2 separate regions of the Homo sapiens genome follow, and region 2 is linked to region 1. Evidence: chromatin loops called from intact Hi-C (ENCODE). Cell type or tissue: B cell. All regions are shown on one strand. Each heading gives the region's core, and the rest is flanking DNA. Links, peaks and the distances in the headings are about the cores only.

Region 1 (15,586 bases), core at 3,113-11,112:
GGTGTATGCCCCAGCAGCCGTCTGGGCTTAAGGGATCTCATGCCCTGCTAGGCACCAAGCTAGAGCGGAGGGTCCCTCATGGATGGCCTGGTGGACACTGCAGGTTAACATTTAACTAGCAGTACTCTGGGAAACAGGTCTAATGTCTGACGTTAAGGGTTGCCTTCAGCGGCCCAGAAAATTCCTGTTAAATTAGAAAATATGATGTCACTGCTATCCTGTACAATACTTACAGGGGTAATGACACTGTGTCCGGGAGAGGAGGCATGAGAATGGAAAAGACAGACCACTTCTTTGCATAGGGCTCCCAGTCTGGAGGAAAAATACATACAGAGATCATTTCAACAGAATGGGACATGGGGAATCGGGACCGACTCTGCCTACAGAGGTCCAGGAAGGATGAACCACAGAGATGTCCATGATTTGGTTTTGAAGGGAGGGTTGGATTTCTCCTGGCCCGACTGTGGGAGGTGCTTTGCAAATGGAAGGCACAGCAAGAACAAGGCAAATCGTGCTCAGGAAAAGCGAGACATCCAGCAGGAGCACAGGGGGAAAGGTGAAGCTAAGCCTAGAAGGTTGCAGGTTTGCAGCTTTATTCTAGAGTCAAGAAAGAACTGGGAAAGGATTTCAAGCGAGGGAATGACAAGGTCTGTGTCTTGGGAAGAGCAGCTGTGCCGTAATGTGGAGAATGCATTGGGCTTACAGTGATTGATTCCAATGAGCAATGGAGATTGAAGGGACAGAGACTAATTCAAGCTATCGCAGGGCCAGAACTGGGTGGTGGCTGAAGGTTGGAGAGAAGAGGCCAGAGGAGGATGCTCGTGTCAAGCCCCTTGGAAAGGAGAGAATGGGACTATTTATAATGAATTAGCAGCCAGCAGCCGCTCCTGTCACTGCTGTTAGAAAACTGGCCTTTGACCTCGGAAGGGTCCATCCTCCAACTGCCACTCCCTGGCTCACTGCAGAGTCATGCAAGGTGATGCTCCCCCATAACTATGGTCTCGATGCATCTCAGATTCTAGCCCCTCAGCTCCCTATGGGGGTTAATCTGCATCTGAACGTACTGGTGCAGGCATTCTCACATGTGGGGCCTTAAATGTTAGAGTCTCTCTTGCTGACCAAATGCTCTGGGCTCCCCAAGGCTGAGAGCTATTAGGGAAACAAAGGAAAGCCCTTTTAATTAGGCTCTCTGCATTTCCCCGCAGGAGAGGGAGGAGGGGCGCAAGAGCCCCAGTTGTTCTGGTGATTAGATACAACAGGGGAGAAGTTTAAAACATCTGGGTGTATTTATACCTCCAAAGCCATGACCGAAACACGTGAGGATTCAAAGGAGCTGAGCCTTCCACTGGGCTTTTGTTTACGTTTATTGGCAGATGCCTGGGAGGATCCAGGGTTGATGGGAAGTCTCAGGGGCAGCCCTTCCTCAGTCTCTGGAGACACTCACCTTCCCCTCCCCCTCCCGCCAGAGCCCAGGCCTGGGGAAGAGAGGAGGGAGACTTATTATTCTAGAAAGTTACATTTATAGTGTTGTTCAGCACACCACTTAAAAAAAATTTATTTCAGGTTTAGGGATATATGTGCAGGTTTGTTATGTAGGTAACTTGTGTGTCTCAGGGGTTTGCTGTACAAATTGTTTTGCATCCAGGTACTAAGCATAGTACCTGTTGTTTTGTATCCAGGCACTAAGCATAGTACCTGTTGTTTCGCATCCAGGTACTAAGCGTAGTACCTAATAGGTAGTTTTATGATCCTCACCACTTTGTTTCTTAACCAAGTATCCCACTTTATACCCAGCAGGCACACTGAGGGATGGGAACTAGCAGACTGGTCTCCAGCAGGTTTTAGACTTGCAGTTAAGAACTGTGTTAAAACTCGCAACCAATTTTCTGTAATACATAAATACATATCCTTAAAAAAAAGGCGGGGAGAAGGAGCAATGAGTGTTTATAGAGATTTGTCCTCAGTAGTCACTGGCAAATTCAAACGGAAGACTATAGATGAAGACAAAGATTTCAGTGGTCTCTGTTTTGCAGCATCTGGCAAAATTCAGATGTCATTGAGACTCTGCAGTGGTTGAATGTCCTTTTCTACAAGTTATGGCTAGTGTAAGCTATTAGAAAAAAATGTCAATAAAAGAAGGCAAGATTCTTCTCATTTGATACCCCAGTGCGGATCTTCTAGAAAAGTCACCTCTATGCAAATCCTCTCACCCTGACAGCCGCAGAGGACAGGAAGCCCTTCCCCTGGCTGATGTCACATTTTTTTTTTTTCTGAGAACGACTACTTTTCAAAAAGGCATTTAGAACAAATTGTGCCGTTTGAGAGAAGACAGGGATAGAACAGAAACCGTCAAGCTTTAATTTCCCTGCTAATTAATGCTTGATCATCTATCCTTTTATGATTCTTGACCCCAGAAGGAAAATTTATTAGTACTTTTAGATTTTGCACAGTCGTGCTAAATGAGGCATGTAATGCATTAATTTAGTGCCTCGTTAGCATAAACAGGGCCTCCCCAGCCCCACCCCCCATTCCCCATGGAAGGTTTCTCTGGAGCTGTAGGGAACTTACCTAGCACAGAATGCATTATTTGGCTCTGGTGTCTGAGAGGCCATAGCCAAGGTGGGGGCTTGCCCTACCCACCCTGGGGGATTCAAACATCAGACCTGTCTCTCCTTTTAATGAGAACATTTAAATCCCAAAGGCTTCAAGCCACTTCACACCAGTCCTCATCTTACAGAAGGCCCAGTCTGTGCAACTACTTTTCAGCATCTCAGTCCTACCCCTCAAATCAAAAAATGAAATCTTAACCCTAGGAGGGGATTTCTGTTGGTTGGGATAGTGAACTGTTGGTGTCCTAGCTGATTCAGGTCATATTCAGCACAGGCATTTAGCCTAGATATTTACCTGGAATAGAAGCCAGCTCAGTAAATGCCCAGGTTTGCTGCAGGTACGTTTAAAACCCTGCAAAGGATGCTTCAAGTTGATGCAGTCCAGCACCCTGTGTTTTAACGGAGGCAGAGAATTGTGGAGAAGTTTGCTGGGCAGGGAGCAGGGACTCTGCTCTGACTCTGCCGCCAACTCCCTTGGGAACTGCGGAAAGGCACTTGCCCTTTCGGACCTCTGCTCTCCCATCTGTTAAACAATCTGTAAATCTCATGTCTAAGGTCCCTTCCGGTTTTGACATTCCATCATTCAACGTGCTGAGAATGCCAGGGGCAGACTGCGTGAAAGAGAAAGTCTATCGCTTTGGGCAAATCTATTTTTAGGAACATAACCCAAGAAGATAATTAGATGTACACATGAAAATAAGGTATTTATGAGATTACAAAAGACTGGTTAAATAAAATATAGTATATCTATATGACACAATCCTATGAAACCATTAAAAATAACACCATAGAATAGTATAGTCATGGAAAGACATTCGTAATATTTTGTTTTGCAAAAATCCAGGGCTTTTAAACAAGACTTCACACAGGATAATAGTTTTGCAAAAATATATCCAAAAAATATGCCTAGAAAGAGATCTGAGGGGATCTACACCAAACTGTTAATATCTATCTTTAGGTAGTAGGGTTTTAGGAGATATTTGTCTTTTTTATAATTTTCTGTATTTCCAATACAGAAAATGAAGGTGTATCATTCTTAGAAAAAATACAAGTGTGTATCATTCTTGGAAATTTACTTAAAATGAATGTGTATCATTCTTAGAAAAAAATATTAAAATTATTTAAAAGAAACAAAATTTTGTTCTTAAATATGTGTATTCTTTTCACATCTCATTTTTCAGATACATGAAATGGCAGCTACGAAACATCTTAAAAGGTCAGAAAATAAATGAATTGTTGGCTAGAGGTCAGCCAACAATAAAAAATTTGGATGATCAAAACTGCTTGACATATATACAATGCTAGGTGAGTTAATTTTATTAAGGCTGAAGAGAAAAAAATGTATAAAGGTTTTCAAATGAAGAACCTGGCCTGACTGGCATGTGTCCTTATTATGATCCCAGCGTGTCCATCTTGCAGAGGGCTTAAAGATGATCCACATCAGCTCCCACATTACACAGACAGGTAAGGCACTTGCTCCAGGTCTGGGAGCTGTTTACAGCAAAGCCAGGACTAGAACCCTGTGTCCAGCTCTAGCTCCCATCTCAGGGCCAAAGCTACAAGGACACCCGCCCTCTCCGTGTGACCATGGAGGATGCCGGGGCTGAGATTTCCTTCCTGGAGCGCTCCAGGTATGCATTCTGACGGCTCACGTTACTTTCTTCTCAGTGGCGGTCCTTGGCTCTAGAATGTGATCTCCTTGGAGATAGACATGGCACTAGGCGTGCGGATCCTGTCTGGAGTGGGCAGAGCTTCTTCTAGAATACCAGGGCTTCCTGCCACATTCTCTTCACTGCACGGCAGTTTGTCTGTGTTCTCTGAAGTACTCTTCTGGGTTAATTTGCCCTAAGGGAGGAGAGCAGAGATTGGAAAAGTCAAAATATTAGATTACGTGAATATCGCTTATAAATTACTTGGAAATTCAATTCTACCACTATCCCCTGAGAATGTCCTCATTGCTGGGAACTGTCCTCACTGCTGGATCTTTGGGAGGAAGGAGGGTGATGAAAGGAAAGAGGAAGATGCTGTAGACACTGCCGCTGCACTCCAGGGTCTCAGAATCTGAGTGGGGGAATAGTCAATGGGAAGAAGGAGCTGTAAAATAAGGCAGCCTAGAAGAATGTGAAAAGGTACAAGCCGAATACAACACCAGCAGACTCAACAGGGATTGTTTAGTTTGGAGGGAGGAGGTCCCTAAAGGCTTCCAGGAAAGGATGGCATTTGAGATAGGTCTTTGGGAAATGGGATCTCAACATTTAGAGACAGAGAAAGGAGCATTTGAGGTTGAGGGAGCTGTGAGTGACAGTATGGTCAATGCAGATGCAGAACGGCCTTGGGGGTGGAACTAGAAACAGGTAAGGGGCCAGTGTGGCCGGAACTCAGTGCACATAGGAAAATATGAAGAGAAGGTGTTGGAGGGATGTGGGGTCATGGTTTGAGGTGCTTGAAGAACCCATAAAAGTATCTGGACTTATCCTATATGAAAAAAGGAGGTGTTGCCTGCAGGATTTTGAGGTGAGCTGTGCTTTAGGAATTTTTTTTTTTTCACATTGGAGGGGAAAAGACTAGAGTCAGAAGCAGTCATTTTAGAGAGAAGAAATAATCGTGATGACAGGAAGATCCCAGGTCCCCTGCTTCCAGCTGGCGAGGAGAGAAACCAAGCTCTTTGGTTCTTCTTAGACTTTGTGGCTGCTCTTACAACTTGCTGAGAGAAACTTCTGAGCTGGTGTTTCAGCAGCTTTAGTTAGAAGCCAGGAAATGTAACTAGTGATGTTGGTGGCCCCTCTGCGATGGGTGGAAGGCTGGCGTCCTCCCCACTACCATGCAGGAGAAATTGTGCTCCCACGCTAACAGCTGGGACCCCAGTGTGGTCCTGAGTCGGCGACTGTAAAGCTACATTTTCCAACTAAGGGATGCCTCAGGAAATAATAAATCTCTCAGGATTTATGGGCCAGGAAATTCTTTCAGGAGAGAAAATAGAGAAGAGGTAAAGCAGAGATGGGGCAAGGCAGGAGAGCAGCTGCCCAGGACCCTCCTGGCACAAATATTGGGCTTGGTGAGTTGCGGAATTGCCCATCAGAACTCATGGCTGAGAAGGACTTGAAGGATAATCTAATAGGATCTCTTTTGCTTTCCCCTTCATTGAACTCATGCTTCCTTCTCTGCAAAGTAAGAAGGTTGAACTCAATGACCTCCAGGGTCTTTGCCTCCAGGTTATTTGATGCTTGTGGTGAAGCCAGTCTTCTCACTAAGGGCTCTGGTTATGCCACATGCCTCATTTTCCCCAGCTGAAAATGCAATCAACCGAGTCACCTATCACCCATGTTTGGGCTGAGGATTAACGATGGGAGGACATCTGGAGACTTCCCTCGGAGGGATACAGCTGGGTCTGATTACCTCTTATTTACTGTCTTTTTACTCTGGAGACGGCCCACATACTCACCCTAAGGAACAATGACAGAAGCATGCAGACCATCCCAACACACCCTCCAAAACACCCCCAGCCCAGCAGCCAGTCGCCATGCATAAAATGCATAAATCCACAAACGCAGACTCGGGCACACACATAGGCACACGCACACACGTCCTCTTTCTTCGCCTTTTCTGCCTGGTGTCTGTCAAACAGTGCATCCCCTTCATTCTCAGAGATCTGAGACCGGCCTTGTTCTGGAGTTGGTGAATTCCAGCACACCCCCTGCCTTCATTCCAAGCTGGAGCTCCGGGTGCCGTCAGCAGATGGCGCCCGGAGCTCTCAAACGACTGGGTGAATGCCTCGGGCCTGAACTTCTGGCCTCCCCACTCCCACCCTTGGAATGGGATAATTTGGGAGTCATCTGTGGGAGGGCTGCCAAGGCCTTAAATTTACTACTTGGAGCTGGGATAATTTTCCCCAGACGGGGCATGGAGGGGGAGAGAGGAGGAAGGAAGCGGGGTGGGGGCTGCAGACCTGGTCAGGGCCACGACAGCTCCAGCTCTGCCAGCCAAAGAAGGCCTCACTGAGAGGCCCCATCCAAAGGGGTGTCTGAAACAAGGGCAGGTCACACCCTGGAGGGGGAAATGCTTTCACTGCTATGAAAACCCAGGAGAACAGAAGGATTTACAGACAAAAAATAAAGCCAACAAGAGCTTCCAAATCATGTCTATCCCTCCCACTTCCAATCTCTGACTCATCTTCTAAGCCCAGTTTCAACCTCACCTACTGTGTGAAGCTGTCCCTGACCCACACACCTCCTGTCAGCATTAACCATTCATTTCCTTTTAACTTTTTATTCTGGAATTTTCCAAGCATATACAAAAATAGAGAATATGATATAACAAACTCTCTTATACCCACGCCCAGCTTTAATAATGACAATTATCAATGTTTTGCCAAATTGTTCATCTATTCTCCAACCTTTTTTCTGGAATGTTTTAAATCAAACCCCAGACATCATATCATCTCACCCCAAAACACTTAAGATGTTTTTCCCTAGCGTTACTTATTTATTTATTTATTTTGAGATAGAGTCTTGCTCTGCCGCCCAGGCTGGAGTACAGTGGTGTGAACTTGGCTCACAGCAACCTCCACCTCCCAGATTCAAGTGATTCTCCTGTCTCAGCCTCCTGAGTAGCTGGGATTACAGGCTCCCGCCACCCTGCCTAGTTAATTTTTGTATTTTTAGTAGAGACAGGGTTTCTCCATGTTTGCCAGGCTGGTCTCGAACTCCTGACCTCAGGTGATCCGCCTGCTTTGGACTTTCAAAGTGCTGGGATTACAGGCATGAGCCACCGGGCCTGGCTTTCCCTAGAGTATTTTAAAACAACCTAGACATCTGCATGCATCTCTGACTGAGAAGGACTGCTTTCCCTTTAACATAACCACTTGCCATTATTATATCTAACATTTACAATCATTCTTTATGGCACTTAGCTCCCTGTGGCATTTGTCATGGTTCGTTTGGTGTGAGAGTTACACCGAACATAAGTGTGTATCCCCTCTATTTGACTGTAGTTGCGTTTGGAGCATGGATCAGACCTCACTTATTCTGGAGTTCTCAAGGACTCCCAACAGCACCTGCTCAGAAGCCCTGGAAAGTCAGAGCACAATTAAGGACATTCGCTCTAAGAAGACACTCTCACGGTTATCGCTGGAACCCAGGGTCCCTCCAATTGGAAATGTGAAGTCAAAGGAGGAAATTGCTCTTAGGCTGAGTCACAAGACTCGTGTCCTTTTCTCCTGAGGTAGATAAGAGACACACACACAGGCAGATACACACCTCATGCCTCCAGGAGCCGCAGAGGCAGAGAATGCAAAAAATGTGGTGGTGCCAGCCGCAGCGAGGTCTGGAAATGCCTTCTTAATTGAGCCTTTCTGGGAGCTGCACAGGCTGGCTGGAGGAGGGACAGGAATGGAGAGGCGAGTGAGGTGGAAGGGGCCACGAAGGGCCATGTCTGAGATGGGGCCCAGGGGTCTTTGATCCTACTTCGTTTGTCATGAGTTTAGAGACCCAGAAAAAAGAGCCTTGAGTTTCTTCCAATAAAGCACTGTTACCTGAAAAATGCCCATCAGAACAGAATTGCTCCACCTTTGAATGGTTCTGTCTATAGGAAAGTCTTTTCTAATAGGAGCCCAAGTCTCTTTTCCTGCAGCTTTCACACACTGGGGCCACTCTGAACAAATTTAGTGGTTTGACAGGAATGATTAGGGGTGGGGATGGGACTCAGAAACCTCTGCAGGGTGCCTAGTAAGTGCTAGACATCTTGCATGCATTAAGTCGTAAACCAGAAAACTCCAGAGAGACCTTTGCTGTGGATATTACTGTCCCATGTTGCGGATGAGGAAAGGGGCTCTGGGAAGTCTGCAGGTTGCCCAGGACACAGGTCCACCCAGCTCTCATCTAGCCTGTCTTCTGGTTTCCCTTCAGATGGCTGGAAACACGGCTCCTGGCTCCTCGAGCCCTCTGGTCTCCCGGCTTCAGACCTCCCTTACAGCACATACTTTCCCAGCCCATCATGACCAGCTTCTGGGGTTCCCTCTGTTTGGTCTGCAACCCTCTTCAGTGAGATCCCAGACAGGGACATAAGCATTCTTGTTGCTTTGCTGGGAAAGCACGATATGCCAGCCAGCAACCGATGTACATCATCATTTGCTTGAAGAAATAACATGAGCTTGTGACTCCTGGCCACACTCTGGGTAGCAGGAGGAGCACAGTCTGAGGTCAAAGGATGTCACAACTCTCAGCCAGGCTGGCTGAGACAGGTTCTAAAACAACCCTTTCCAACCTACTGCTCTCCTACTCCCAGGACCTGGAGCCACTGACCCTGCCATGGAACAGGTTGCATGATGTTTTACATCAAATTGTATTGATTCTTTGGTGAATAGGTAATACGTTCTCATGGTTTAAAGTTTAAAATGGTACCAACGATATAAAGTAGAAATCCTCCCTCCTACTCCTTCCTCCCATCACCCATCTTCCACTTCTAGGAACAATGTTTCCAGCTTCTGGTGCATTCCTTCAGATGTAGTCATCATGGATACAATGCAAATAAGTAGGTATATGTGTATCCCTATTCCTTTTTCCTTTTTAAATACAAAATCAGTGTATTATACTGTTTACCACTGCCCTCACCTTTAAAAAGTTTTTTAGATTTTTTGTAGAGATTGGATCTTGAGATGTTGCCCAGGCTATCTTGAATTCCTGGCCTTAAGCGATCTTTCACCTCGGCTTCCCGAAGTGCTGGGATTATAGTTGTGAGCCACTTGAACTCCCTCCTTTTATTCACTTAGCACGTATACCTGCAAGTTTGTGACTTGAAGGGGTTTAAATTTACCCTCTTCTGCACCAGTGGTCCGAATGTGAACCCTACACTGTGAACCCAAGACAAAACACAATGCAGGCTGGGCATGGTGGCTCACACCTGTAATACCAGCACTTTGGGAGGCTGAGACACACAGAGAGCTTGAACCCGGGGGTTCAAGACAAGCCTGGGCAATACAGTGAGACCTTATCTCTACAAAGAAACAAAAAAACAAAAAAACAGACCTAGTACTGTGTGCTTGCAGTCCCAGCTACTCAGGAGATTGAGATGGGAGGACAACTTTGGCCCAGGAGGTAGAGGTTGCAGCAAGCTGTGATCACACCACTGCATTCCTGGACTGTAGAATGAGACTCTGTCAAAAAAAAAAAAAAAAAAAAGAGATGAACCTCTCATTTAATGCTTGTTAAACAGATAATCTCCACATAGATATAAAGAGATGACTGCAGATGCATTCTTTTTTGCATCTCCCATGTACATTTTCCAAGAGATTTTGCACTGCTCTTTGGGGGGTGTGACCCCTACTTTATAAGGACAGTAATCATCCAGGGACTGACATGATTTATCCAAACTAAGCTGCTGCCCTATTTGAGCTACTCTGATTTTGTGCTTTGGAGGCATTAGAGTTGAGCATCTGAGAACAGAGAGACTTGGCTGAGTTTTCTAAATAATAACTTCAATATACTCAGATGCGCTAGGAAGAAGTCACGCTGTCAATATGATACGGTCAAAGGACTCAGGTTTCTCCTTCCACCTTGAACTGAAGATGACACATGCACCAAATCATTTTTTTCTAAGCTTTCTTTTAGCTTCCATGGCTGCAAAGCAGTGATAATTCAACTTGCCATTAGGGTTTTAAGTACTCCCAGGTATTAAATACCTAGCATTAAACAGTACAAAAATATATTTTTAAAAATACCAACTAGGAAAGTGCTAAAATGACACTCTGTCTTTGCCTAAGTATACTATGAGAAATGGAAAAGCTGGCCTCTGGGGGGCCATCTGCTGAGCCCAGGAGTCTAGGAAGCTTCGATGATATATGTGCAATCACTGAATTATGCTGGAGAAAAGATCTAAAACAGACATGGTTTCAGAGCATTCATGATAAATGGTTCTTCACAAATTGAAGCTGATTATTTCTCTCCCTCACATTCCCAAAGAGGTGGTCTCTGCTTTTAAGCAGAGTTCATTCCTGGAAACTCCATCTTAAAGGGAAATCCTAGTCTGATTGTATAGTTAAGGGTCTCTCTCTTCAAACATGTTCAGTCTCATGAGAGAACTGAATGGATGAAAGTGACAGGAAGGAAGAATAGGCACATTTAGACCCCGTCAAACAAGCGTGGCAAAAACTGAAGCCTGCTTGAAATGATGCTCTGTAAAGAGAATGCAGTTTCGTATAACGAACAATTGGTGCAGTTATTGAATAATGTAGATGGCCGTTGAAGTGAAAAAGTGCAGATGGAGACACAGTAAGACCTGACGCATGCCTGGGAGATTTAGAAAATGGTTCCCCAGGCCGGGCGCGGTGGCTCACGCCTGTAATCCCAGCACTTTGGGAGGACGAGGTGGGTGGATCACGAGGTCAGGCGATCGAGACCATCCTGGCCAACATGGTGAAACCCCATCTCTACTAAAAATACAAAAATTAGCTGGGTGTGGTGGCGCATGCCTGTAATCCCAGCTACTCGGGAGGCTGAGGCAGGAGAATCACTTGAACCCAGGAGTCGGAGGTTGCAGTGAGCTGAGATTGCACCACTGCACTCCAGCCCGGAGACAGAGCGAGACTCCGTCTAAAAAAAAAGAAAAGAAAAAGAAAATGGTTCCCCAAATGGAGCCCACTGTGTTGCCCCCAGCTTTCTCTTCCCTTCACCTGGGCCCTTCTTCTACCCTGAATATCTTGGCCCAGGGTAAGGGACAACTGTCGTAGAGAGCCTTTCTGTGCCTCAGTTTTCTTCATAGGAAAGTGACCATGCAGCAGTCCAAGGACATTCGCCAAATGCTGCAGAGCCTGGGAACTAACCGCCTCCCTTCCAAGCCTGATGGAAGAAATGGCCTCCCTTCTAAGCCTGGTGGACCTGGGACATCTGAGACCAGAAAACCAGAGGCCAGCTGATTAAATATTAATAGTTAGCTGTTATGGGAAGGTCTCTTGAAAGAGTTCAAGACCAGCCTGGGAAACATATGGAGACGCCATATCTACAAATAGTAAAATAAGTTAGCTGGGCATGTGCCTGTCATCCCAGCTACTCAGGAGGCTAAGATGGGAGGATCACTTGAGCTCAGGAAGTTGAGGCTGCAGTAGCTATGATTGTGCCACTGCATTCCAGCCTTGGTAAGAGAACAAGACTTCATTTCAAAAAAAAAAAAAAAATCCTGTAATCCCAGCACTTTGGGAGCCTGAGGCGGGCAGATCATGAGGTCAAGAAATCGAGACCACCCTGGCCAACATGGTGAAACCCTGTCTCTACTAAAAATACAAAAATTAGCTGGGCATGGTGGCACATGCCTGTAATCCCAGCTACTTGGGAGGCTGAGGCAGGAGAATCGCTTGAACCTGGGAGGCGGAGGTCGCAGTGAGCCGAGATTGCGCCACTGCACTCCAGCCTGGGTGACAGAGTGAGGTTCCATCTAGAAGGAAAGAAAGAAAGAAAGGAAGGAAGGAAGGAAGGAAGGAAGGAAGGAAGGAAGGAAAGAAAGAGAGAGAGAAGGAGAAAGAGAGAGAGAAAGAAAGAAAGAAGAAAGAAAGAAAGAAAGAAAAAGAAAGAAAGAAAGAAAGAAGAAAGAAAGGAAGGAAGGAAGGAAGGAAGGAAGGAAGGAAGGAAGGAAGGAAGGAAAAGAAGTTAGCTGTGGTGTTAGCTGGGCCAAACTAAGAACACCAAGTCAGTTTTGTCTGTGTTTTACATCTACAATTTTAAATATCAAATTTAAACATTGAAAAGTTTTTTTTTTCCTTTGAACTGGTGAGTGGCTTTGGCTCCCAGCAGAACAAATGGAGAGAAAGCAATGAACTGTCTGTGGAGTGAGTGTGTATTAAAACGTGGAATGAGGATCTCCCCCACGGGGCGGGGAGACTAGGAGAAAGCTGCCAGAGGCTGCTGGCAAGAGATATCCACTGGTTCTAGACCTGGCGGAGAGCGCTGGAGGTGGGTGGGGAGGTGGGGGTTGGGGAGCGTGTTGGAGTTGGGCTTGGGTCATTGTAGGTGAGCCGGCGTGGTTCTCTCTCAGGAAAGCACCAGAGAGGCCTGGCTCTGGGGAAGTTGGAGGTTTTACTCCCTGGCATCATCTGCAGTCGAGAGTGATCTGGCAGATACTATCTCTCCCAACCAACTTGGCAAGGCTCTGGTCCTGTGTGAGGAGGCAAGGAGTTCTCTTGGATGAGGTGAGCACACCCAGGTGAGGCAGCACACAAGAGGTCCACGCCTGCTCTGCAGACAGAGGGAGGTTAGCATCCGGAAGAGGCAACTACACAGCTGCCACCCCATTCGGTACTTCTCTCAAGGCACACGGGCGGTGTGGCAGAGCCTGTTCCTTGCTGACCAGTGTCCATTCCCCCTTTCTTCCTTAGTATCGGATTCCAGTTTTATCTGGAGTGGTGATGAGGCTACATTTCCAGCCCTCCTTGCAGCAAGGATGGCCAACGAGACGCAAGCACAAGTCATGACGTGGGTCTTCAAGGGGCCCGACTTGGTGGGCAGAGCGCTGCATTGGCCTTTGGCGTTCCCCGTAGTCCTCTGCAGGGGACTCTGCAGTAGCCCATGAGGTTACAGGGCTGATGCGAGGCTTGTGCTCTGGTAATGATTGATCATTTTGTAGGCTGCAGCCTATCTACAGATGTCTTTTAGATGGGCAAATAAACTCCCAATTTGGCAAAGTCACTCCAATTAGGACTCTTACTACCAGCTAAACAGAATTCCTAACTGATCCAGATGGACTTGGAGAGAAAAGAGCTCCCAGTCACTGGAGATGTGCAAGCATCAGTGGCAGGGGTTAGTGGGGCGAGGGGCCTGGCAGGGGCTGGCGGGGCAAGTGCAGGACTAGAAGTATTTGCTATTTGGTGACCCTCTGTGAGGTGTTCAAATCCCAGCCTGCTGGGGCTATTGGTTAACTGGTTTTAGTCTGAGCCTTAAAACAACAACAGGCTCAAAAGAGAAGAAATTCATCACAAATTAGGGGCCCATTTGTGTCACCTGCCTCTAAAGTCGGAGGCTCTGCAGCAGACGAAGCCCTGTGTTGCTGGGGAGAAGGTGGCTTCACGGACACTCCCGTTTCAGTGTGACTGCCTTTGGGGCCTATAGGGGGCACTAAGGAACTATGGGATCTTGTTGCCTCTGTGGCGGGGTCAGCGCTCAGACCTCCAGCCAACCCAGCCAGCAAGAAGAAGGAATGGGGCTGGGGCTGGGACAAGGGTCGGTTATAGTGGGTAGAAATGAAATCGCCCCTTCCCCATTCTTCTTAAAGATCTAAAATGCAGAGCACCTGATTTTAAAGTTCAGAAGAAAATGTCTCCCCTCCGCAATGAGAACTTGACATTTCTGTCACTGAATCTTAGACTAGAAAGGGGCCTTGGAGATCAGCCAGTCCTCACTATTCATTCAGCAGATGAGAAACTGGAGTCCCGAGAAGGAAAGTGATGGATCCAAAGAGAGGCAGGGCGTTAGCAGCAGGGCTGGGCCGCAGGCTGGGCCTTCCAACTTCCAGCAGAGTGTTCTTTCCACCACACCACACCCACCGTCTTGGCCACGTTTGTTCTCTTTTCTGGCCCTGGGGGGACTCTGGCAGGGCTGGGGGTCTGATGTGAACTGGAATCTGTTCAGTTGCACCTCTCATTGCTCCTGCCAGCTCGCCAGCTCTGGCTGATGGAGGCAATTAGAACCAGACATCCCATAAGGCCATTCCAGAAAGATCTCTTAAAATTCCACAGCAGCTGGGGACTTGCCTTTCCCTGCAGGGTTCATCTGGTGTGTAAATACCTAGTTGTGTAAGGCACAGGGTTGGGGGGCCATGCTTACACATACACAGTCTCTCAACCCACATTCACCCACAGATAGAAAAATAGAGAAATATTCAGTAGGAATTCCTTTCCTTTCTACCTCCCAAAGAGAGAAGTGAAGAATTTACAGGCCACCCTGGGAACATTTAATTACTTGCTGCTGAGGGATGGGCACTGTATTTGCACTGGGCAGTGGGTGGCAGAGGGTGGGGGACATCCCTGGTTTTCTTCCTTGCACCGCAGAGGGCTGCTTCCCACCACTGGGTTCTGAGGAAGGCCAAGCAGTGTTTGTGGCCAGCTTAGCAAATATGCAGTCCAGGAGCCTGGCTCAAAGATGTTGCCTCAGTTTATCTGTGGGAGCCTTGAGGCACCAAAAGACAAAATGGCAGAGCAAGGAATCCAACCCAGGACCACTGGCTTTGATTAACCTGTTCAATGATCTCCAGTGACTGTAACATCAAAACTGAAGGGCAGATCCTGGCTCATGAGTTGATGGAGCCCTCTCTTTCTCAGGACTCCCATTTCACAGTTCTCACCAGTCAACCTTGCTTTGGCCAGCAATGTGCTGCTGTTAGTTGGCCAGTGTTTAAGTAGACCCAGAGGGCCTTTTGTTAGAAGTCAGTGGGAAACAGCCAAAGCATTGCAAAGGCAGATGGAAAAACCAGACACGTTCTCTAACCTGAGGGAGCACCTAGTTCCACTGTGATTTACAGGAGGCTAGAAGGGGAAGGAAAGGGTCATCATTCTGACAAGTCTACATACCAAATTGGTTGCAGAGCTTAAGAGAGAGCCCACATCTTCTGTTTCCCAGACTAGAGTGTTTTCAACACCATCACACCACCACTCCCAACTCCTCCCTTTGAGGTTGCATTTGGCCTGACTATCCCATGAGAGTAGTGTAAAACAGTGTTAAAAAATTAAATCAGGTCATGATTACTATAATTTTTTATTGGGTAGGCCCAATAACTCTGAGCACCTTTCGAAAATCTGTCCTGGGACTTGTGGTTAATTGGTGATTAATCACCGATCCATTTATTAGATGATTTCACATTACCAATTGATGTTATCTCTGTACTCCCCATTTTCCAGTGATCTCCTCTTGCTGACATCCCTTAGATCTTCTATCTGTGTTCCAGATGTGGCATTTTGCAGACTTAGCACTCAGGGAGAGAAGAATGAATCCATCAGTTCG
Region 2 (15,586 bases), core at 2,848-10,847, 560 kb after region 1:
GTATGGGGGAAGGAAGGTGTGACATGCCCGCATTAGACTAGGAAACACAATGTCTTCCTCATTTCCTGTGGGGCATTTTATTTCTTATTTATTTTTTAGAGACGGGGTCTCACTATGTTGGCCAGGCTAGCCTTGAACTCCTGGCCTCTAGTGATCCTCCCACCCCAGCCTCCTGAGTAGCTGGGACTATAGGCGTACACCACTGAGCTTGGCTTGTGGGGCTACTTAAAAAAAAGAAAAAAGAAAAAAGAAACAGGCTTCCTGAGGCTCAAATCAATTACATTCTAAGGTGATGGAAGCTGATTCACAGATTCACCAAAGCAACAGACACCCAAATTCATTTGGTTTAAGAATAACCTTGCCCAGACCCTTCCGAGATTGGGGATCTTGGCCTTGGGCTGCTGGCTCCAGCCTGGATGTGTTGCCACTCTCTGGGAAAACGACCCCATGTCTAGCACATAGCAGGAGCTTCGGAAATCCCCATCGCCTGAATGCCTGTCTGAGCCACAGACACGTCCTGTCCGCTGGCAGGGATAAAGGGATAGGAAAATCCAGCAGACATTTCTCTCAATTAAATTTCCCCCTCAAAACATAACCCTGCATTAAATTACAACATCAGAATTTCTCTCTGCCAAATGATGTTGGGGAAAGAGCATGGCCAACAGCCAGCTCAGGCCAAGGAGAGATCAGTGAAGAAGCAGCTCCCAGTGTGCCCTGCTCCCCGGGGCACCTCGTGCCCCGTCTCCTGGTGATGTGTCTGGTCTGGCCCAGCAGTAACGTTTTCCATGGGTTCTGGACTAGAACTCAGCACACGCGGCTCCCACACCTCTTTTCTTTCTTTCTTTCTTTCTTTTTTTTTTTTTTTGAGACAGAGTTTCGCTCTTGTTGCCCAGGCTGGAGTGTAATGGTGTGATATCAGCTCACCACAACCTCTACCTCCCAGGTCCCGGGACAAGCAGTTCTCCTGCCTCAGCCTCCTGAGTAGCTGGGATTACAGGCACGTGCCACCACACCCAGCTAATTTTTTTTTGTATTTTTAGTAGAAACGGGGTTTCACCGTGTTGGCTAGGCTGGTCTCAAACTCCTGACCTCGTGATCTGCCCGCCTCAGCCTCCCAAAGTGCTAGGATTACAGGCGTGAGCCACCGCACCCGGCACCCACACCTCTTTTCTTCACATTCTTCAGCCTTTGGCAAATCACAGCTCCTCTGTGGGCCCCAGTTTCCTCCTCTGTGTAAGAAGGAGATTGCCTCTCAATGCTGGCTGAACCCTTCAGTCGCTTGGGGAGGCTTTTAAAAACCGGTAGTAACAAAAATCAAAACGCCGGTGCCTGGGCCCCGTTTTCTGAGATCCTGATTCAATTAGCCGGGTGTTGGTGGTGTGACCAGAAAAGGGTCTCAGTCCAGACCCCGAAAGAGGGTTCTCGGATCTCACGCGGGAAGGAGTTCAAGGCGAGTCGCTGAGTGCAGTGAAAAGAATTTGATTGAAAGCTACTCCCTTGCAGGGCAGGGCGCCCTCAGAAGGCAAGCAGAGGAATGCATTGCCTTTGTTTTAAGTTTTTCTTATGCAGGGGCCTTGTCTGTGAAGACTGAACTCAGCTGTGACTACATGTGGATGGGCTGACAGCATATGACAACATTTATCATTTTATTGATTGAAAGGAAATGATCCTTGACATTCAGCATATGTAAGCACATCAAAGCATAACTATAATTTTCCCGAAAGCATATATTGCTGTGAGTGCTGATGAAAAGAGTCGAACTCTGTAAAATATTTGAAGAGATTTATTCTGAGCCAAATATGAGTGGCCATGGCCCGTGACACAGACCTCAGGAGGGCCTGGGAACATGTGCCCAAGGTGGTCGAGGTACAGCTTGGTTTTATACATTTTAGGGAGGAATGAGGCATCAATCAAATACATTTAAGAAATACATTGGTTGAGTTCAGAAAGGCAGGACAACTCGAAGCAGCGGGGGTGGGTGCTTCCAGGCTGTAGGTAAATTTAAACATTTTCTGGTTGACAATTGGTTGAGCTTAGCTGAAGACCTGGGATCAATGGAAAGGAATGTTCAGGTTAAGATAAAGGATCGTGGAGGCCAAGTTTTATTGTGCAGGGGAAGCTCTCAGCAGACTTCAGAGAGAGAGAGAGCAGGTTGTAAACTGTTTCTTATCGACTTAAAAGGGGTGCCTGGCTCTTAGTTGATGATCTCCTGGACTGGAAAGAAAGGAAGGAAAACAAAGGGGAAAGGGGCTTCTTTATAGGATGTGGATTCTCCTCACAAGAGACTCTGCAGGGCAAGTTCAAGGTAGGGCAAGGAAATATATTTGGGGGTTAAATATTTTTGCCTCGTCTTGTAATGTTATGCCATAGTCAGATTAAAAATAAGTCATGATATACAGGGTCAAATAAAACCCATCTGATGAGAATTTATGATTTGTAAGGCGCGACTCCCTAGACCCCTTAGGTAGGAATTTGGGCAAGATAAAAAAATCAGAGCTTAGTCCTCGTGTGGAGGTGGGTGCCGGCCACAGGGTCTCCCACACGCCAGTCAGAACCCTGCCCCTGTGCTTTCTGGTCATCTCTGCTTCTGTCACATCCTTTTTTTCTCTATACCAATTTTAAATGAAATTCCAGGGAAATAAATGGAAACAGACACTGGGCTTTTGAGCCAGATGTCAGAAGGCAGTGGCCTCCACTTTGTATCACTGGGATGCAGTGAATAGACCTCAGGGTGTAGGTGAGAGCGGTTGGGTGTTACATAATGGGGAGGCATCAGGGCTGAGGATATTTTATTCTCCAGGCTGTGGTGCAGCTTTTGAGGGTGCTTTGCAAGGCATAAGGATGGCCTTGTTAGGCCGCACACTCCAGGAGAAGCGATGAAGGAAGAGGAGGAGGAGACCCTGGTTAGTGGAGCAGACCAGACTCCACCCCCTCACCTTGGGGATGTAACCCTGTCCCTTGCATGTGAAAAGCCAAGGCTTCGGAGACTCAGCTCCCCTCCGCCCCTACCTGTCGCCTGGTCAGGCCCCAGAGGCCCCCTTCCCCAGCTCCTGTATGCGCTGCTACTAGGGCCCTGCTGCCCGAGCCTCGATAGACACGGTGAGCCGCAGAGAACCGCAGCTCGACCTCAGGTCCCACTCCTGACTAGCATTGTACTGCAGTCCCAGGGAGCCCTGCTGAGGAGAGAGCTGGACGTTCAGCCAGCGACACTGGGCCTGGTCACAGGCGAGCACCACGGTGCCCTCGGGGTTGCTGTAGGTGCACTGGCTCCGGGCTGCCCTTTCCTGCACAGCCAGATCCCAGCTGCCCCCTGCCTTGCTTTCGTCCGGCCACGTGACCTGGAAGCCCAAGTGGTCCCGGGTGACGGGACACACCAGCTGCTTCTCATTCAAGGCGGGCACCACCTGGCCTTTGAGGTAGGCAGGGCCAGCGCAGTAGGTCTGGATGTTCAGGAGCCGATCGGTGTACTGCTGCAGCCAGTTGAAGAGGTAGGCCAGGTGGCAGTCGCACTGCCAGGGGTTACCGTGCAGGGCCAGGTTGAACAGGTTGTAGTTGGTGTCGAAGATGCCCTCCGGAAGTGTGGTCAGCTGGTTCTTGGAGAGGCTGAGCAGCTCCAGCTTGGACAGGTTCTGGAAGAGGGCTGGGTGCAGCGCCGTAAGGTTGTTGCTGCCCAGGTAGAGTTTGACCAACTCCTCCAGGTCTCTGAAGATGCCAGCTGGGAGGTGGGTAATGGCATTGTATGAGAGCATGAGGGAACGCAGGTTGGACAGGTGGGCAAAGGTGCCCTCAGCGACAGTCTCCAGCTGGTTATGGGTCAGAGACAGGCCAACCAGGCACGGGGTGTGGGCAAAGAGGCCGGCAGGCAGGACCCGAAGCATGTTCCACTGCAAGCTCAGAAAGGTCAGATTACCCAGGGAGGCAAAGATGGAGAGCGGCAGGTGCGTGATGGCGTTGCGTTGCAGCCACAGCCTCTCTAGGCAGAAGAGCTGGGAGAACACCTGAGGGGGCAGCTCCGAGATGTTGTTGCTGTCCAGGAAGAGCTCCTGCAGGCTGCCCAGTTTGCCAAACACACCCTGGGGGAGACCAGAGAGCGCGTTGTTGCTCAGCTTCAGGGTCTGCAGGCTGGTGAGTGGGTGGAACAGCTCCTCCGGGAGCTGGGCCAGGAGGTTCTGGGCCAGGTTGAGTGTCTTCAGATGGGTCAGAGGCTGGAAGAGCCTCCTGGGCAGGGCCTGGAGCTGGTTCCCCTGCAGGTGGAGGGACTCCAGGGCAGCCAGGTGCTGGAAAAGACCCTCGGGCAGAGCCTCCAGCATGTTGAAGTTGAGGGTGAGCTTGCCCAGCGAGGTCAGGTTGGAGAAGATGTTGGTGCTGAGGTTCAAGAAGCTACTGCCTGTGACCTCCAGGTCCTCCAGCCTGGGCAGCCCCCCGAAGGCATCCGGCCTAAACTGGCAGAGCTGAGTGTTGAGGAAGACCACCTTGGTCAAGTTGGGGTTACTGCCAAAAGCTCTGGTTTCCAATGTGGTGAACGAGGTCTCCACAAAGATGATGTTTTTCGTATATGGCGGGATGTCCAGTGGGACGGTGGCAAGCTCCTCATCTGAGCAGAACACCTCCTGGACGAAGCAGTCACAACCCATGGGACAGGGCTGGGCAGGCCTGGCCAGGAGCAGGAGGGAGGTCCAGAGCAGCCAGGCTCCAGGGAGCATCTTCTAGATTCGAGGAGGGAGAGAGAACAGGAAGAGAAACTTGATCATCACACAGCATGGCACAGTGACCAGGGCACAGTGACCAGGGCATAGTGACCAGAGCACTGGACAGCGAGCTCCAACATGCGGCAGGACCAAGACCCAGGGCTTTGGGGCTTTCTGTATTCTTCTCAGACTGGGGAAAGAAGTGGAAAGGAGACAAAAAGGCATGGAAGAGAGACACAAAAGGAGACCATGGGCATTGTGGAATTTTTAAAGATAACATATAGGATATGGACAGATGATTCCTGAGTTGGAAGCTCCTAGACCGTAACTCTTCCTGAGTTTCCAAATCTCAGCACACGTCAGAGCCAAATGATGCAGAGATCCTGGCACCTGCTCTTTGCACAGTTGGTGGAGGGGAAGTGCAGCCACAGAGATGAGATGGCTCCTCAAAACTGCTGCTGAAATGCCCTCCTCCTGCCCACCTCTGCCCATCTCTGCCCACTCCTCCACGGCGAGACCCGAGGAGATTTCCAACGTCATGTGGACAGAAGGACCCCAGACCTGGGGATTCTACAGAACAGTAGATTTCTTTAAAATTCTCTAAAATTCTTTAGATTTTCTTTACTGTTTTTTAAAAAATTAAAAAACAGATTTTCTAGCATGTACTCACAGGTCACAAATTGGTGATGCACCTTACAAATATGTTTTATTTATTTCTCAGTGACATTGTTCATATATGAATCAGTAGCCAACATGTAAAAATTGGAAAACGTCACAATAAAGGTCTAGGTTTCAGAGTGATCTGGGGACAGTGGGCCCGCATTGCCACATAGCAAGACCAGCTGGGGCATCGTGGCCCCTGCCCTGTTAGAGGGTGTGTGCCCTCCAGGCCGCCACTGTTCCCATGCAGAGCACTTATTCACATGCCTTGCAGTGGTCCTAATTCCATGAGTTCAAATCTGAGGTCCATTGCTTTCTAGCTACGTGACCTTGGGCTTATTGCTTAATCCATCTGTGCTTCAGTTTCCTTATCTGTACAATGGAGATTAGAATAGTCCCTACCACATAAGGGTAATTGTTAGGGATTAAGTGAGTATATATAGGTAACAGTTTTACATCAGGATCTGGCATAGAGTGAGTAATTAATCAACCACATTAACCATTGTTAAAGGTTGCAAGCTACCTCATTACAGAAAAGGTTATTTGAACACCAAAAAATAAAAAAATAAAAACAAAATGCTCTTTAGACGGAATACACTTGAATTTACCAAAAATTTAAAAAAGAAAGAAGCTCTTTCACAACATAATCCTAATTTTTCTTAATCAACTTCTTCTCAGTAAAAGGGGTCCGCGAATCGGGTTCTGCAGTTGCAGAATCTGGGTCCCTAGCGCTCCTCGCTGGCTGTCTCTCTGCTGCCCTCTGCTGGTGCCTCCTCCACCTGGAGATTCCGCTTCTGGCTGAAGGTCTCCCATTAAACTCATGGGTTTAGGACTCAGTGCTTATTAGGGGAGCCCCCTTGACTCTCCCGCTCAGTCACTCAGTGACTCTCAGTCCTTCCAGGAATGTTCTGCCTCATCATTAGAGAAGGGACAACTTCTCCCTGAGAAAATGCACACCTTCCTTTAGGCTGCTCTAAGGCATGCATAGCTAAGTGAGCTTGGGGAGGCGGTAAGGAAAATCTCTACCAGTAATAACCGCTGGCCTGGGATTAGAATCTGACTCCTGCGGCCAGGCGCAGTGGCTCACGCCTGTAATCCCAGCACTTTGAAAGGCCAAGGCAGGTGGATCCTGAGGTCAGGAGTTCAAGATTAGCCTGGCCAAGATGGTGAAACCTGTCTCTACTAAAACCTACAAAAATTAGCCAGGTGCGGTGGTGCACATCTGTAATCCCAGCTACTCGGGAGGCTGAGGCAGGAGAATCGCTTGAACCCGGGTGGCAGAGGTTGCAGTAAGCCGAGATCGTGCCACTGCACTCCAGCCTGGGTGACAGAGTGAGACGTCCATCTCAAAAATAAATAAATTAATTAAAATAAAATAAATAGAATCTGACTCCCGCAATCACCTCTTCCAGGAAAAGGAAAATGTCCCTGCCACTTAGGACATGTGAGGGGAAGGAACAAGCCTCAGGCAAACGTGTGCCTCCTGGCTCTGTGTCCCTAGACCCCAGCTACAGAGTTAGCATGAGACTAGGAACAGAAAGCAGTGGGCCTGGCTGAAGAGGCATGGGGTAGCCACTGTCCCCCAACACACACCACACACACACACAGCTGCCACTAGCACCTGGCCTGCCCCTGAGGCACCTACACAAAACCCCTAGGGGTCCTGAAAGAAGCCACCCCTGACCCTAGGAAGAAGGACCTGGAGGTACATGTCTCCACCCTAACACTCAGCACAGGTGCCGAAATGATGGGTTTTCATGGCAGTCTTTTCTGTGTACTCATCTCTCTATGCCCAGAGCAGCAGTGACTTCCTTTGGGCTCAGGCAGGTTTTGTTGAATGGAGCTCTCCAAGGCTGGGAAGAGCAGTTTGGGAGGCAGAGCCACCCCCCTGGGATGGGCAAACCCAGAACAAATGACCCCCAGCCAGGCTGCCAGAGCTGCCTCGATTCCTCCAGAGAGCAAGAGGGGAGCAGTTTTGTTTAATTTTATTATTTTTTGAGACAGAACTTCACTGTGTTATCCAAGCTGGAGTGCAGTGGCACGATCATAGCTCACTGCAGCCTCAATCTCCCGGGTGTAAGTGATCCTCCTGCCTCAGCCTCCAGAGTGGCTGGGACTATAGGCATACACCACTGTGCCCGGCAAATTCTTATTTTTACCATGCCATAATATGATCATTATGCCAGTCCCTCTTCCTTGCTAGCCCCATTGGTCATTGTTTCTCAAAGGCTATTTCCAGAAAGTACTCCCCTGGAGTGATGGACCAGACAACGCTGGGGCCTGTGGGTCCCGAGACCAGCTGGCCTCCTCCCAGGGAGAGTGAGGCAAGGTCCCGGGGTCTTCACAGCAGGGCTTGGCTTGTGGAGCCCAGATCTCCTGGTTTTGTTCATCCCTCCCGCCAGGAAAACAGGGCCAAAGCCGGAGTTGCACCATGGAATGCTCGAGCCCACTGGGGTGAGGATACCTCTCTGCGGAGCGAGCTGAGCTGCTCCCTGGCTTCCCTGGGTCTGTGCCTCTAACTTTTCATCCGTTGTCTTTGGAAATAATGTGCTTTACACATTTCCAACAAAGGAAGGAGCTCTAGGATTCAAGCCTTGAATCAAAGCCATGGCACTGGTGGCACAGAAAGTCTAGTACAGGCAAATCAGCTAAGGCTCGGGAGATGCAGGCAGAGGGAGAGATATCTCCCTGATGTGGGGGTTTGGCTGAGGGGTTAGTTCCCACCTGCCAGTTCCCAAAGCTCCCGCACATACATCTTGATCCTCAGCGCAAACCTAGAAGTGCCCAGGGCAGGCAGACTGGGGCTCCCGGAGCTACAGTGACTGGCCCAAGGGAACACAACACAGAAGCGAGGGGCCAGGGCCAGTCCTGACAGCCCGGGCTCTGCAGGGAAGATGGACCCGGGGAGGCAGCCCACGGAGGCCGGGGTCCTGGGTACCCAGAGCATGGTTTAAAATGGGGGCACAGCCTCCAGACGGACATGTGCCCTTGGCACCCCTTGTGGGTGGTATCACTGGGGGAGGAGGGCCAGAACAGGGCCCTCTAAAGTTCAGGGCAAGACCCCTCTTGCCTGGGTCTACTGGGGCAGGGAGCAGGGAGGCAGGGATGGTTCTCACAGTGAGGGCGCAGAACACTGACAATTTCCAGACGGTCCACTCTCAGCCCGAGCCCCATCCTCACCTCACTCGGGAGTGGCTACGAGTCAGACAGCCTGGGTTCAAATCCTAACTCCCCTCCAGCTTAGCTCTGTGGCTTTGACTGCATTGCTTAACCTCTCTGTGTTTTGCTTTCCTCCTCTTCCAAACAATGAGCACACTACTACCTTCCTGATGAGGATGTTATGAGGATGGAATGAGAAAACGCATGGAAAGCTCTAAGCTCAGGGCCTGGCACATGGCAAATGCGTGGCAACGTTAGTGACCCTGATCTTCCGAGCAGTGCAGCCCCAGCTCTGTGCTGAAGCAGTCATGGGTTAGCTAGGGAGAAACCCATGAGATCATCCAACCACCCCACTGTGAGCCAATGAGACGCCTCTCCACAGCACTCCTTCTAGCTCTTTCCTCCAGCCAAGGGAAAGAGCTAGAAGGTTTAGGGGAGCAGAGATTCTGAGGGCTCTGACTGGGAGCTCTGGCCTTGGCCCCTTCCCCAGCCTGGCCTCAAGAAAGCAGGTCACTGGGGAGCTCTGGAGATGGACGCGCCCCTCCCTGGGAACTGGGGAGGCTGGCCCCCAGGGCCACAGTGGGGTGGCAGCCAGAGGTTTTCTGCTCCTCATCTGGGAATAAGACCATCAAATGCCCACAAATATGTTCCACACTTTCGGCAAGCCAAGGAAGTCTGGCTTTTTAAATGGGGTTTTTTTTTTTTGAGGGATAGGGAAGGTTTGGCTGGGTGCAAATGAGCTCCTTCCTCTCCTCACATTGCTTATGGGAGGGTACGTTTCTGTGCATGCCTCAAGCCAGTCTGTCATCCACCACAGAGCTAAGCCTCACTTCTTCCAGAGGGTGATGGGACCTAGAATGGGGCCTAGAACCCTGGCCCCAGACACCCAGGGACTGCCACCCGACGCTGGCTCCATGGATGTCTGCCTCACCAACGGGCCTGGATTTGGCCATTTGGGCTCCAGCTCAGCTGGAAGCACAAAGAGGGGCTTCTGAGACTTATCCAGAGTCCCTGGCTGCTCCCCAAGCCTGGTCCCCTCTCTTCTCAATCCAGCAACGTAAGTCCAGTGGCTGAGACGGTCAGGTTTGCACTGGGTTCTAGCCTCTGCTCCTGCCTTGGCCAGCCCACCCCACCCTCTGCCCAGTTCAGCCCACCCCATCCGCTGCCCAGTTCAGCCCACCCCACCCTCTGCCCAGTTCAGCCCACCCCATCTGCTGCCCTGGCCAGCCCACCCCACCCTCTGCCCAGTTCAGCCCACCCCACCCTCTGCCCAGTTCAGCCCACCCCATCCGCTGCCCAGTTCAGCCCACCCCATCCTCTGCCCAGTTCAGCCCACACCACCCACTGCCCAGTTCATCCCACCCCATCCGCTGCCCAGTTCAGCCCACCCCATCCTCTGCCCAGTTCAGCCCACACCACCCGCTGCCCAGTTCAGCCCACCACCCCCGCCCAGTTCAGCCCACCCCATCCTCTGCCTAGTTCAGCCCACCCCATCCGCTGCCCAGTTCAGCCCACCCCACCCTCTGCCCAGTTCAGCCCACCCCATCCGCTGCCCAGTTCAGCCCACCCCATCCTCTGCCCAGTTCAGCCCACACCACCCACTGCCCAGTTCATCCCACCCCATCCGCTGCCCAGTTCAGCCCACCCCATCCTCTGCCCAGTTCAGCCCACACCACCCGCTGCCCAGTTCAGCCCACCACCCCCACCCAGTTCAGCCCACCCCATCCTCTGCCTAGTTCAGCCCACCCCATCCGCTGCCCAGTTCAGCCCACCCCACCCTCTGCCCAGTTCATCCCACCCCATCCGCTGCCCAGTTCAGCCCACCCCATCCTCTGCCCAGTTGTGTCCCAGGGAGTGAAGCCACCTCTCAGAGTCCCAGTCTGCGACTGTAAACCAAGAACGACCATGATAACAATAATCATCATAATACCTCAGTCCCGGCATGGTTAGGGCTATTGTGACTCTCAAATGAGAGAACAGGCATTGGGCCGCAGCAAGAAAATAGAAACAACCTAAATGTCCAACATGAGGGATTGGTTACATGAATCATGCTACTCGGATGTAATGGAAACCCTCTCTGCTATGTTTAAAATTATATTACAGGCTGGGTTCAGTGGCTCATGCCTGTCATCCCAGCACTTTGGGCGGCAGAGGCAGGAGGATTGCTTGAGGCCAGGAGTTTGAAATCAGCCTGGGCAACATGGTAACATCTCATCTCTTCAAAAAATTATAAAAATTACCCAAGCATAGTGGTGCATGCTTGTAGTCTCAACTACTCGAGAGGCTGAGGTGGGAGGACGGCTTGAGACTGGGAGGTCGAGGCTGCAATGAGTGGGTGATTGCTCTACTGCACTCCAGCGTGAGAAGGGGGAGACCTTGTCTCAAAAAAATAGAATAAAAGATAAAATTTTAAACAAAAAGAAAATTTATTATAGATGTGTATTTATGGACAAGATGTTTGCAATATCTTAAGTGAAATATATGAAGTCTCAGAATGCTGCTTTTCCATTTTTAAGGTGTATTTGTACACAGAAAACATAATAGAAGCTTATGTACAAAATATTTGTGGTGGGGTCTGGCACTGTGGCTCACACCTGTAATCCCAGCACTTTGGGAGGCTGAGGCGGGAGCATCACCTGAGATCAAGAGTTCAAGACCAGCCTGGCCAACATGATGAAACCCCGTCTCTACCAAAAATACAAAAATTAGCTGGGCGTGGTGGTGTGCGCCTGTAATCCCAGCTACTCGGGAGGCTGAGGCAGGAGAATCGCTAGAACCCGGGAGGCGGAGGTTGCAGTGAGCCGAGATCGCACTATTGCACTCCAGCCTGGGCAACAAGAGAGAAACTCCATCTCAAAAGAAAAAAATTTGTAGTCATTACCTCTGAAAAATTGAATTGTGGATGATTTTAATTTTTTCCTTCTGCTTAAAAATATATGTTCCACATTTTTAAGTAAGAAACATATCACTTTTGCAGTAAGGTTGAAACCTATTTTATTCTAAATATTGAGATAAACATGTAAAATGCACAGCACAGTTCCACACACACAGTAGGGGCTTACTTGACTCTTTCCTTCCTGGCAGTGATGTTGCAAAGGCCCGAGGGAGCTTGTCTATCCTCTGTGTTAGCTTCTGGAAGAGAAGACAGCTGACAGGTTGAACTAAGAGGCCGTTGTGAACTGGGCACTATGCGACCCTCCCAATTTATACCCACCCTCCCAGTCCAGTGCAAGTCACACTTCCCCCATGAAGCCTTCCTGACTACCCTCTTCTTTTTTTTTTTTTTTTTTTTTTTTTTTTTTTTTTTTTTTTGAGACAGAGTTTCACTCTTGTTTCCCAGGCTGGAGTGCAGTGACGCCATCTCTGCTCACTGCAACCTCTGCCTCCCGGGTTCAAGCGATTCTCCTGCCTCAGCCTCCCGAGTAGTTGGGATTACAGGCGCCTGCCACCACATCTGGCTAATTTTTGTATTTTTAGTAGAGATGGGGTTTCACTGTGTTGGCCAGGCTGGTCTCGAACTCCTGACCTCAGGTGATCCGCCTGCCTCGGCCTCCCAAAGTGCTGGGATTACAGGCGTGAGCCACCGCGCTCGGCCCTTTCTTGGGTCCTCGGATCCCTCTTGTACTGTGTTGAATGTTTGGGCTCTTCCGCTCTGTTTTCTAGTCAGTTGCACCCACCCGACTGAGCCCGTGGTACTGCAGTCTTGCTGTGGTGTCTCTGCAAGCAGCTCTGCACCCCAGCACCTGGCTCGGGGCCAGGCACTGAGAAGGCAGTCAGGCCCTGTGTGCTGAATTGAAGGAATGTGTTTGTGGCTTTCAGTGACTTCGCATCTCAGGCCTTACTCTCATCCTGCTTAGTAGCAGGGGAAAGCACTTTAGCTCCGCCAGTGCCCCCAGCTGGGATCAGATTCTGACGCCATCACCTACTAGCGGTGTGGGCTTGTGCAAATCACTCCAACTCTCTAAGCCTCAGGTTTTCCAGACTTAATTATCACCTCTGCCCTCAGAGTTCAAATTAGCACTCCATTGGATGATAAATAGGCTAAATAAGATAGTAAATAGAAAGCCCTTAACACAGCGCCTGGCACATACTGAATGTTCAATAAAAGGTGGCCCCCTGCAGGTTTATTTCACCACAAACTTTATTATATGAGCCAGCACGCTTCTGGGAAGGAAACCAGGAGCTAGTCATCCTTGGGCCTGAGCTGGGTGCTGTGGCATGCGCTTGTAATCCCAGCTACTCAGCAGGCTGAGTGGGAGGATCGCTTGAAGCCAGGAGTTCAAGACCAGCCTGAGCAACATAACAAGACCCCCATCTCAAAAAACAATAATTATATTAATAAATAATTAATAATATTTAGTATTAATATAGGATTAATAAGTAATTAGTAATACTATTTATTATTATTATGCCAAGATGACAAGTATAAACTAGGCAGAACCAGGCCAACCTGGACATCTGGTCACCCTGCTTATCCTCTACTCACTACCAGCCTTGTAGGCCAGGACTGGCAGATCTTCATCTCACAAACCCCCGCCCCACCTTCCTCCTGCCTCTTCCCAGCAGCGCCCTAGCTGAGCACCTCAGGGACTTCTCCTCCCGGGGCAGGGGCCCCCCAGAACCGCAGCCTGCCTGGAGCTGCGGAATGCTCTGAAACGGGGGAGATCGCAAGTTCCCGTTCCTGCCCCCACGTCCCTGCAGACCCTGGAGCCCTTCAGCGACCCCGGGAGCCTACCGTGAGGGCCGAGCGGGTGGCGCCGGGCTGCCCTGTCTTCCTCAGGAGCAGAGAGGAGTCTGGTGTGGCCTGTGGTCAGCTCAATCCAGCCCCAGCGCTGATCAAAGTTCCAGGCAGTGGTTCCTCCCCTCACGTGGCCCCAGCGTCCCAGAATGTCACCAGGGTCACAGGACGGGAGAGGGCCTTGGCAAGGCCTCTGAAGATTACAAAATGACCCTGAACTCCTCCCATGTACAGAGCCCTGCCGGGGCCAAAATCCCACCGAGGTTGCAGGGTTGGCACCTTCAGGACCCCGAGGACACTCAGAAAGCTCTAGAGATTCCCGCAGGCGGCTGGGTTGGTGAGGCCTGGGATGGGGTCCACGCTCACACCCATACCTGTGAGCAGAGGCAGAGGGACTGGGAGCCTGCCTTCAGCCTCAGGCCCCTGCTGGGCTCTCAGCGCCCGGAGGCATTTCAAGAGGGCTGTGGATTTGTTGTTTTGTCTTGTTGTGTTTGTTTGCTTGTTTAATGAATGAACTTTCTAAACCCTTCCTGAATTAGAAGGGGGAAAAGCTATAGGGAGATGAATTGGGGCCCAATATGGAGAGGAGCGCTCACACACTCAGGGCTGGCCGAGGACGAAAGATGCTGCTTTGGAAGGGAGGGATTTTCCCATCTCCGGAGGTGTGGAACCAGGGCTGCAAGACACACGGAGTGTGTGTGTGCTGAGTGCGTGCATCTGGGGGTGTGCATGTAAGTGGGTGTAAATGTGAGTGGCTGTAGGGGGTGTGTGGTGAGTGCATGTGTGGGGGTGTGTTGTGTGTGTAAGTGGGTGTATGTGTGAGTGGGTGTGTGCGCGCGTGGGTAGGGTGTGTGTGTGGTGAGTGCGTGTGTGGGTGCGTGTGTGGGTGTATGTGTGAGTGGGTGTAGGGGTGTGTGTGGTGAGTGCGTGTGTGGGGGTGTGGTATGTAAAGAGGGTGTATATGTGAGTGGGCGTGTGTATGTGAGTGTAGGAGTGTGTGTGGTGAGAGCACATGTGTGATGTGTGTGTAAGTGGGTGTATGTGTGAGTGGGTGTAAAGGTGTGTGTGGTGAGTGCGTGTGTAAGTGGGTGTAGGGGAGTGTTTGGTGAGTGCATGCGTGTGGGTGTGGGGTGTGTGTGTGTAAATGGGTATATGTGTGAATGGGTGTAGCGGTGTGTGTGGTGAGTGCGTGTGTAAGTGGGTGTATGTGTGAATGGGTATGTAAGTGGGTGTAGGGGAGTGTTTGGTGAGTGCGTGCGTGTGGGTGTGGGGGGTGTGAGTGGGTATATGTGTGAATGGGTGTAGGGGTGTGTGTGGTGAGTGCGTGTGTGTAGGTGTGCAGTGTGTGTAAGTGGGTGTATGTGTGAGTGGGTGTGTGTAAGTGGGTGTAGGGGTGTGTGTGGTATAAGTGGGTGTGTATATGCATGAGTATGTCTCGTGTGTGTAGAATGAGAGTGTGTGAGAAAATGTGTGGTAAGTGGGTGTGAGTGTGCAGTGAGTGGGTGTGTGGGTGTATGTGTGTGGTGAGTGGGTGTGTGTGTGCAGTGTGTGGGTGTGTGGTGTGTGTGGTGAATGGGTGGGTGTGCGTGTGTGCAGTAGGTGTGAGTGTGTTGGGGTATGTGTGTGTGTGGTGTGTGGTGAGTGGGTATGTGTGAGTGTGCACTGAGTGAGTGTGAGTGTGAGGATGTATGTGGGTGTGTGGTGAGAGCGTAGGAGTGGGTGTGTGGAGGCGAGCAGGGTGAAGGGGTGACCTGGACGAGCAGTCTAAGATCGTTTCAATGCCAGGAGTCTACCATTTAAAGTAGACTGATGGCTTTTTCACTCATTGCATGGTATTGATTTTTATCTACGCTTTTTATGAGTACAAATTAATGTTTCTTTTGCACGTGAGCTGATTGCATCAGCCAAACTGCAAAGGTCTAATGGAGTGTGGCAAGGAAGTGTGTTTCAGTGGCGATATGCCACAAATGCACTCTGGCAGAGGACAGCGGGAGCCTCTGGGATGGAGACAGGCGGTGAACAGTGTGCCCAGCTCCCCCTCAGCGGCCCCCGGGCTGGCAAGGGTGGGACAGTGGCTGGGAAAAATGGCTTGCGTGGGGGCACTCACAAGCAGTTCTGGGAAGAGCCTGGCACTGCCCTGTACTCAAGGTTCTCAAGCCATCCACACTCGCCTCCAGCAACACCGTTTGTTCATTGGTCAACGTGGCCTGGTGAACAAGAGAAATTTGGCATTGGACAGATCTAGGTTTGAATTCTGACTCTTCAACTAACTAGTCAGTCCTTAGACAAGTGATTTAATCTCTACAAGTCTCTGCATTCTCGTCTGTGGAATGGGTGTGGC

The links. A loop is a pair of places that touch in the nucleus more often than their neighbours do. Peaks named below come from ENCODE experiments on the same cell type or tissue, not always from the same donor. Only the 100,000 strongest peaks of a DNase experiment are listed, where the experiment ranks them.
Region 2: it touches region 1 in a loop (30-fold over the local background); 8 of 110 quality-filtered maps call a loop at or near these places.

What each region holds. Positions count from the first base shown.
Region 1 is chr3:193,774,612-193,790,197 of GRCh38, forward strand. LOC105374283 (a long non-coding RNA gene) reads left to right here and starts at 12,641. Exons shown (of 4, transcript XR_924839.2): 1 at 12,641-12,783. RefSeq lists silencers at 6,297-6,356, 6,609-6,903. In B cell, for the core only: CTCF peaks have their summits at 6,448 and 6,648; a DNase peak (open chromatin) is centred at 6,340; H3K27me3 peaks cover 6,037 bases.
Region 2 is chr3:194,338,000-194,353,585 of GRCh38, forward strand. It overlaps CPN2 (carboxypeptidase N subunit 2), which reads right to left and starts at 13,329. Exons shown (of 2, transcript NM_001080513.4): 1 at 13,243-13,329; 2 at 1,769-4,706. The coding sequence starts at 4,703. The coding sequence ends at 3,066. RefSeq lists enhancers at 440-1,106, 12,805-13,654. In B cell, for the core only: CTCF peaks have their summits at 6,115 (motif pointing left) and 6,324; a DNase peak (open chromatin) is centred at 6,102; H3K27me3 peaks cover 1,712 bases.